Regions from separate parts of the Homo sapiens genome. Here region 1 is linked to region 2. A link is a contact called in ENCODE Hi-C data. All regions are on one chromosome and are shown on one strand. Each heading gives the region's core, a stretch centred on a gene start or an enhancer-like site at or near the end of the contact. The rest is flanking DNA. Distances are from core to core; before and after follow the strand shown. Region 1 holds the start of LINC02334 (long intergenic non-protein coding RNA 2334). Region 2 holds the start of TRPC4 (transient receptor potential cation channel subfamily C member 4).

Region 1 (4,701 bases), core at 1,729-4,228, 65 kb before region 2:
GTCTGCATCATCCTAGATAAACATCGATATACTTTCTACTCTCCCTACAGGTATCAGAGGGGTGGCTTACAGGATAGGTTCCATTACAGAGTTAGTATGGAAAATCTAGAGAAGGATTCTGATTGGCCTGGATCCAATCATACTATACACTCTTGTATTGAGAGGAGCAGGATATTCTTGAGTCCTAAGTTAGTGGTGGTGGTGAAATGCTATAATTTGCATACAGAGCTACAAAGGAGTTTTGTAGGGATGGATAGGTGTGCTGGCGGAGCGGGCTGCAGGAACAGAGCAAATAACATATTGTCTGTAATGCAATTTGAAAATATTAGAGTATCTATGCTTTTAACGTTATTGAATAAATTCATATTCTCATATCATGTAAATTCCTTGTTTTGAAATTTAAAGTATTCTACACAAGTACAGAAGGGAGACCCTCTAATATTTGAAAATCCTATCCTCATTGCTATTGTTTTGATCTTGCCATTAAGTGCTACCACATGTGCAGGGCTCTATTTTCGTCTCTTACCACAAGTATAAACCTATTATCCTTCGCATAATTTAGAATATAAAAGAGAAAGAAAGAATTCACCTTTGACATATATGCCCCAATTTCTAGTCTTGTTATTTCTCAAATTTCATTGAAGCTGGGCCTCATCTTGACCATTGGGATTTCCTTTAATTATTATTATTTTCAGCTTTAGCTACTTTCCTGTACTCTACTTGTTACAAACATTGTTCTCTGACACCTATATAATTTTTACAGCCTTTTTGAGAGCCATTTTGTTCCACTTGGGATTTAAATTTATGCTTGGTAAGACTATGTTATCCATCAGATCTTTCTGTGACTCAGACTCCCAAAACTGTTTTCTTCTCAGAAGAATTGTTCTGCTAGTGTCCAGTCCTCTCATCATATAAGATCTCGGCACATTATTGTAAACACCTCTCCTGACCTTTTAAAATGGAGTCAGACAGCCAAAGAGAGCAAATGAATAAGCATTGGGAAAGAGCCTAAATCTAGAATTCAACCTTAGCATCCTCCTCCTTGCCCATTCCAACTATTGGGTCTGCTTTTCATTTGTCCAGTCTTTCATTTGTGGACTCATATTCCAGTTACTGATACCCGTCTCAGATCCAGTTACTGATATCCATCTCAGATCCTCACCCTCGTGCTGGCAACCAATGATGCCGTTTCTCTGTGTCCCTGATTTTTGTTGGTCTCACTCCCTCCTCAGACCCCTCTTAAAGATTTATTTGTTCACTTTCTCTGTTTCACCTCAGCTCTACTTCCAGCTAGGAGACGGTGCTCACTCTGCTCACCCAAATTAAATCCAACCCAGCCAGACCAGCCACGGTCTTTCTGTCACAGTCTTAAACAGAATCAGTATGAATTTTTGCTGGTGTTAGCATTGTCACCTTACGGGTTATAATTTTCTAAGGCTTTCTGTGAGGACTAATCAGTATAGCTACCAAAATCTTAGAAAACTACAGACCTCATGATGACTATCACTATCATGGAAATAGGAGCTATGATGTCCCAAGTCCATTTCGATGAGTACATTTTACAAAAATGTATATAGAGAAAATAAACCCCTTCTCCACATGTGTAATATTAAAAAATTCCTTCCCATTTCAGTTTCTTCCTCTCTCCATAACAACCTTTATATTCTATAATGTATTGTAGAATTTTTAATGGAAAAGATGAAGAGAGTATACTTGTATATCTGGCCTTTAGTTCAATTGTGGTGATGGACAAAGGAATTCTTGGCACCTTGACAGCTATATTGTTTACAGGTAAGAGAAATGTTGAACTTACATACCTTTAATGCAAAGACCATGTTAAAGGATCTGAACTCTAATCATCAAAAGACACTCTAAAATCATTCATAAGAAAATTCAGGTTATCTTTGGAAGATACTCTCAGTGGGTAAAATATATAAAATGTTAGAAAGCTTTAAGAGGATTTAAGGAGAAAAAGGTAAGAGGAGTTCAGATTCAGCTGAGTGTGGAATATCTCACAGCTTTAAAACGTTTGCCTTAAGCTCAGGACAAATACAACTCAGTCCAATTCCAAATCAGCATCTTCCATTTAAGGTTTTCTCAGCATAATGCCGTGTCTTCATCTGGCCAAGGGCCTTTCCAGAAGAACAAGTAGTGATAGGGACAGGAGATAGATAAATTCCAGGCAGAAAACGGCAGGTCCCTGGTGAAAACCCCACCCTCAAGCTGAAAAGCCTGAAACTGCAGCCCAAAGCGAGAATTTGTATCCCTGTTTTCCCACCTGAGTGTTGCCTTTCCCTAAATCACCCATGCCCGCCCCCCCACCATCCACCGCCTGCACCCCAACCCCCCCCCCACCGCCCCCACTCCCCAACCTGTGCCTATAAATACCTCATACTCAGTTGGAGAGGAGCAGAGACTACGGCTGGATGTCAAAGAGAAGTGGCTTGGCTTCAGAGGGACAGCTTGACAGTATAACTTTGGAGAAGAATCCAGCTGCCGTAGATGGCCAGACTTCAGGTACCTACCCACCTTATCCGCTTTTCAGCTTTCCATTACCTTTTCAGCTCCCAGTGACAGCCGCTTTCATTGGCAATAAAATCCTCAACATTTACCATCCTTCAGTTTGTTGGTGCGACCTCATTTTTCCTGTGTGCCGAACAGGAGCTCAGGAGCCACGAGTGCAGATACAAAAGGCTGTTACACTGGCCCTTTGCCCTTGCTGGCACAGGGCAGCCGACTCATGAGAAAAGGCAAAGGGCCCACTGAGCTGTTAACACTTAAGCCATCCGCGGTCAGCAGAGCTAAAAGAGCACTGTAAAAAACGCCCTTTGGGGTTTTGGGGATCGCAGGCACCATCCCCCGCCCCCGAAAGTGCCGCGGGGCCTGCAGGGAGTTCGCTGGCTGGTTCCAGCGCCCCTGTACTCCAGTTCCCGTCTTGTTTGCTTGTGTGCTCCCTCCTGTGAGGAGTTGAGAGCAATGGGCTTGGTAAAGGAGGCACACCTGTCACGAATCCCGTGAATGAGTCAGAGAAACATCCTGCTTCAGTGTCAGGGCCTGAGTGTGGGCATCTCAGGACCTTCTCCATTCTCCTTGTGCTGCAAGCTGCTGCCTCCAGTGTCCTGGTCTCCAGATGGAAGAATGCATGTGGCAATTCCTGTAACTATTTCTGGCTGAAGAAAGACATCTATGAAGTCAGGAAGCTCAGCCTAAGGGTACTCCAAAACTGCCCTTTCCTAGGGATTCCAGATCCCACATCCATCTTTTTGGAGCTGGGAATAAGTATTTTCACCTGGGCATCTGGGAGGGCAGATACTGTACAGGTGGCTGAAGGTACAACCACCCCTAAATTACTAATCCAGAAAAGATCATTAGAGATTACTTAGAGAAAGTCCTTATTTTACAGATGAAGCAACTGAAGCCAAAAGTAGTAAAATGATTTATTCTCAGCAATGTAGTAAGTTAGTGACATGATGGAACTCTACTCTTCAGAGCTTGTTCCACTGGATCACACTGCCTGCTCTATTTTTTCTTTTAAATGATCAGAGCAGATTTGTTTCTAAAATAAAACTCTTCCACTAGCAGACATTTTAAGAACATGAAAACATTTAAATAATAAAATATTACTAAAGCCCTCAGTAATGTGGCCTTATTTACACAAGAACAATAGCCAGTGAAGGGTAATCATCTCCCACTGCACTATGTTCATAACTTTATTAGAGCATTTGTCATGCTCTATATAATAATCATTCTCCATGCCAGTTTTGCTGCATGTTAATGTTAGTTTATCAGGGATGTGCCTTATTCATGGATAACTCAATAATGTCCAACAGAAAAACAGGTGCATGTGAGCAGTTCAATACATGTATGGCACATAAATGAATGAATGGATACCTATATAAATACATGGAAAATTTGAGGAAGAAAGTTGCATAAGGAGATGGAATCATGCTATAAGGAGCAGATATAACCAGGACTGGATTGACGTGGGCTTGATATTTGAGTAAGGAATAGAATTGTGAGTTTATAATGGTCTTGCATGACCATGCAAAATTGTATAACCTATGAATTCAATAATCTGTTCTCACAGCTTGATGTGCAGCCAATAAAGTTACCTATACCATGAGTTCCTTTCCAATACTGTAGGAAAACAACAGTTTTTATTTTCCATGTCTCCCCAATAATCATTCAAGTGTCAGCTAAGTACAAGATTGTGTGTTTTTATTTTTTAATGTGAATGGGCACAGAAGACATGAACAAACTAAAGATTGTGATAAATTTCAGGATGACAGAAGTCTACTGTGGTATGATTTATGGATTACTGTGGTGGAGAAAGTCACAGATATCATAAGGAGAGAGGTCTTGTGGGGAGGTTGGGGTCATTTTTCCCAGTCTTGTCCTTAGATTCAGAAGATTTATTTAAAGAGTGAGTTTTGGGAGTAAGGTAGTAATGGAAGTGACTGATTGAACTACTGTCTGTCACATCCTTCAAACCACTCCTCAAATCAACAAATACACATTACATATATCAACTTTTGATTTCAGCCAAAAGTAGAGAAAATCTTCTACAAAAATGCAGTGGTCTTTTGGAAGTAGATAAATCTTTCAGAGTGGGTTTTGGTGTCCTAGAATAGGGTCCTCCTCTGTGGCACTAGTGGTGGTATGGGGTGTGACTGCTGGCTGTTATCCCCTACCCTCATGCTT
Region 2 (4,603 bases), core at 447-2,946:
AGGAGCAGTTAGGCAGGGAGAAAGATAAATTAACAAATAAGAAAAGTGACTTAAAAAAAAAAAGCAGCATGCACAGTTACCCCAGCGTGATCTCTGGTAATATCCTCTTTACTCATGTGAAAACTATTTACAAAAACCTCAACTCATGTGAACTCTGAAGTGGGTAGGAAAGATAAAAAAGGAAATTCTTTAATTTTGTGCTTTAGAGTCTGAATATGGATGCCAGTTTGTCAGTTTATATTCCTTGGGAATATTCCATGGGAAGAAACTGGTCCGCCTTGCAGTCGGCACAGCACAGCTTCCCAGGTGTAACAACTTGGTTGGGATAGGAGAAAACGGTTGCTCCTAAGCTTTTGCGCAGACTGGAAGCTGAATCAGGCGTCTGCTGGGATACAATCAGAGACCAGCAGCTAACCTCAGGGCTTTCAGAAAATAACGGCAATCAGGTAGAAACAGAGTCTCGAGGAGGGTAATTGCCAGCTAGGATTCCTCAAGGGCTCCACTCTCTATCTTACACGTGAACTCTATCTTTCTCTGGGTCATGGGGTCACAACCAATTAAGACTTTCCGAGTGACAAGCTGGGAATCACCGTGTTGCAGTTACAGCAAGTGTTATTGCCAACTTTGCCAATAGTGTGTGTGTGGTTTGTGTGTGTGTGTATTCCTCTCTGTACTTTAATCTTATTTTCATATGTGAACACTAAAGAGATTGGACAAGAGATAACGTTTATCTTGAAATCTCACTCTCAGTAAGATGGTACCAGTATCGCACACACACACACTCGCACACACGCACATCACCTGCAGCCGCAGAACCTTGCACCCTTGGGCTGGCTCGCGTCTTAGGGTTTTGGTATATTTGGTGGAAACTTGCTGATTTCCTATGCCTTTTGGAAAGACCAAGCTGGATGAGGGTGGTTGGAACGCTGTGGCTCATCATTTATTCATTGCGACTGTTTTGATTGTTGACACTAGTGGCAAGCCGCATCCTCCAGCTCTTGCAAGGGAAGTCTGACACCTTGAGGACAGGAGAGGGGGTGCCAGTCGCCCAGAGAAGCGGGAGTGGGAGAAGCTTTGAGAGTTGCAGGGGACTACTTTTTTCCGGTCGGGCGGCGGGCCTCATGGGTGCTTGTTTACCGGGCTGGGAGCAGGGCATTCAAAAGCTGGGTGTCGGAGCGCACTGAAGTCCAACACGCCTGCAGAGACCGCCCTAAGCCTGGAGGTGTGTCTGGCTTGCATCCAGAACCACAGGGTGGATTCTCGCCACCGACTTGGCTGGATGACGGCTGGCTGGTGGTGAGCTCCCCTGCCCACTGGCTGACCTCAAGCAGTTGGCCCCGGTAGGTGGAGGCTATTCGAGGGGGACAAGCTGGGGACGCAGCGTCAGCTCCTGCCAGCGCGCGGGTCTCCTCCACCTCCAAGCAGTGTGGTGCGTGGGACGCGCATCTTCCCGGACTATCCCTTTCCAGCGCGGTCTGTGCGGACCCCGAGCCCGGCAGCCACCAGGGACGGAGGGCGGGGTGCCTTTCTCTGGGCTCATCCGCTGTCAGCCGTGGGAACTCTTAACTTTATCCAGAGGGATCTGTGCAGGCGGGGGTGGGAGAGGTTCTCCTCCCCTGGCGGTTACCTCCCCCTCCCGGGCCGCCCCTCCCCCGCCTCCCATGGCTTCGCTTTCAGAGCATCCTCACTCCGCCCAGTTCGGTGCCAGCTGCGTGGGCTCCAGCTTCGATCGTTTTCCTTGGAATGCTCCAAAACTCAGCAGCGACTAAGGGAATTCCATTGGAATTTGCCGGGCGTGCTCTCACCCCGCACGGCACCCGCGCCGTCAGTCCTCGGATCCCATCACTTCAGCCCGAAGATTGCAACTTTGCAGGTAAAGAGGATGTCGCCTCGGGGCTCCGTTCGACCGGAGCTACACCTCGCCTTCTTTCTGGGATCTCGGTTAAGTTTCCTAAGCTGCCTGGGAAGCCGGCTCTCTTCTGGGAGGCGGACATCCCTGCGGGGTTAGGAGTTCAAAAGGTTCTGGCTATGTGGTTTCTCTTCAAGGCTCAGGAAAAAAACCTGTGAAGCTTTCGGTGCTTGACTCGGGCTGAGCAGGAGTTTGGGGGTGCTCCTCAGTCTTCCGCCGCACTCGGCTTTAAAGCAGGGGAGAGGGCGAGGAGTGAACCCCCGGTGTGACTTATATGGTAAACAAAGGAGCTGCAGCCACGCCGTGGTGCTGGGGAATGTGGCCGTTTTTAGCCTTTTATGCATTTGGGGAAAATGGAGATCTCGGGGGCATCTGGGTGCATATAAGTGAGGCCTTAGCTCTCCGGCACTTAAAGTAGGGTAACGAAGGAAGGAGAGTGATCAATGTTCTACCGATCGATTACATTCTGCGTCGTTTTCATTCTCTGTCAAGAAACAGAAACACTTTTATCCGTGTTGCCCGACCCAGGCTAGTGATTCCTAGTTCGCCTGGCAACCGAGATTCCAATGAAGCCAATGAAGCCAATGACCCGGTTTGCTACTTGGTTAAATCACTGGGATTCACTGCACAACTTGTTGTTCCAGCTGTGAAGTCAGCTGTCTTTTGCGACTAGAGACAAGAGAATACTGGAAAGGCATCGAGGGTTTAGGAGAGCTGAGGAAAGGGATCTCTTATCTTGTCTGCCTGCATTCACTATGGTGTATCCACTATGGTGTATCCCTGTTCACATGGCTTCTTAGAGAGGCCCTTCCCAGTGAAATTCCATAGCTATAAAATGCAGCAAGTTGCTTAAGGAGTAAGCACCAAGCCAAAGGAGTAGGAAGAGACAGAAGGAAGCTTTAGTTGTTTTATTAAAAAAAAAAATAGACAGACTTGTAAAACTTTTTCAGTTTTAATAAAACACCGCCTCTCAGAGCTCATATAATTTCTGCCTTTCCTTTCACAGTACATAATCACAGCACAAAGAATATTACAAATTCTTTAAGCAAAAGGTTTACTGGAGGGTTTTTTGGTTTGGGGTGTTTTTGGTAAAACTCTAAATTAGACATTGAGAGTAAGAGTGGGTGGAGATGTTAAAATGTTGAAATCTTCATCATTGTGTTGGGTTTGCTATTTAAAGTTACATTTGTAGCGCCTACTTTCTTATTCACCTGGACACTATTGTCCAGAAAACATCCTCCTTAAATGTTTAAGGGGGGAAAAAAAACAATAAGATCAATTTCAATTTACTTGCTCACTGGTCATTCTGAAAGATATATGAGTTGGAATAGATTTTCATTACTTATAACCTTTAAAATTTTGTAATGGTTATATTATTTATTTTTCTGTTGCACTTATTTCCAAAAGGTCAAGATAAAACTGCATTAAAAAGTCTATGACAGAGTTAAAGTTCTCTTTGAATTTTATAGCTATTTTAATTATTAGACCAGTAAGAGACCAAATAACTTTTCATATAAAATAACCTTAATCGATTCATACTGTGTATTAATAGGAAATAACAGAAGCAATCTTTATATTCTTTCTCATTAGAGGAAATTTTAATGTCTTATTCTATACACACATTTCAAACTAACTTTCTAACTTATGCTCCATGGAGAACTACAGCCATCTATAGGACTGAAAAGTTACCTGTTTCAACATCCTCATTTAGGAATCCAAAGCTAAATAAATATTAAAAAACAACAACTTATGTTTATAAACTATTACATCATTTTAATTGGTAAGGAATCTGGAAGTTAGATTGGCTATTTTTCAATATTTGGATGGCTGTGTCTATCAATATTTTTGTGAACTAGATGTTGTTATAAACTTCACTGTAATAACTAAGCTTAGAAAAATTGCTGTTTCTGAACTGTAGATGAAAGATAGAAACAATGACAATCATTATTTTTAATTTTTCTTTTATGATTTCAAAGTTATAAACATCTGATCATCTAGTCAAATGCTATCAGCATACCCTGTGATAAAGACAATTACATTTGTATTGAAATATAATAACCCCCTTTAAGATGCACTGATTTTAACCCCACTGAATTAAAACTACTTTTAAGTGTATATTTTTGGAAATAGTCTGTTTTATTTTTATACCTGCATGTTTAATTGCCAGGATTATTTATAGCAATTCAGATGATCAGCATTATATTTAGCAGCTGAAAACTGAAATAATTTCTCTTTTCTGATCGATGCATATATTGGAACAAAAATAAAAATATGCACACATTTGTTCAATAGTAAGTATTGTAACTATCAGTGCTTAAAGTTAGTATAGATATATAAGTAAAGATAGATATATGAGAAATACTAAGCAGTAGCTAGAACTATAAAATTAGGGACTGAATATTTTATGAAAATATGATTGTTGTATTTTTGAAAATAATGTCAGGTAAAGGGAAAATACAATAAACTATTAAATTTTCCTTTTTCCAAAACCATCATTGCCATATAGCTTATGAAATCAAATTCTAATGTGCACTTTGACTTTAGAAATTGAATTGCCTAGACTCAATTGGAACCAGTGTTATTGACCTCTTTAATGCCTATGGAAACCCCACCATGATTATTTGGTTCTCATTAAAAATGAGGTTGAGGAGACAGCTCAAAATAAAAACTTTGCCTTTTCACCTAATTTATACC

Evidence for each region. Hi-C counts contacts between places; a loop is a spot of excess contacts on that map.
Region 1: a loop to region 2 is called in a map of heart left ventricle, with 2.3 times the contacts of the local background. The contact joins the promoter of LINC02334 here to the promoter of TRPC4 in region 2. A Hi-C loop is called at or near these places in 4 of 168 maps with a recorded cell type or tissue (K562, Right ventricle myocardium inferior and heart left ventricle).

Annotation. Positions count from the first base shown.
Region 1 is chr13:37,932,725-37,937,425 of GRCh38, reverse strand. LINC02334 (long intergenic non-protein coding RNA 2334) reads right to left here and starts at 2,978. Exons shown (of 4, transcript XR_941880.4): 1 at 2,389-2,978.
Region 2 is chr13:37,866,865-37,871,467 of GRCh38, reverse strand. It overlaps TRPC4 (transient receptor potential cation channel subfamily C member 4), which reads left to right and starts at 1,696. Exons shown (of 11, transcript NM_016179.4): 1 at 1,696-1,873. LOC124903160 (a long non-coding RNA gene) reads right to left here and starts at 2,325. Exons shown (of 2, transcript XR_007063762.1): 1 at 802-2,325.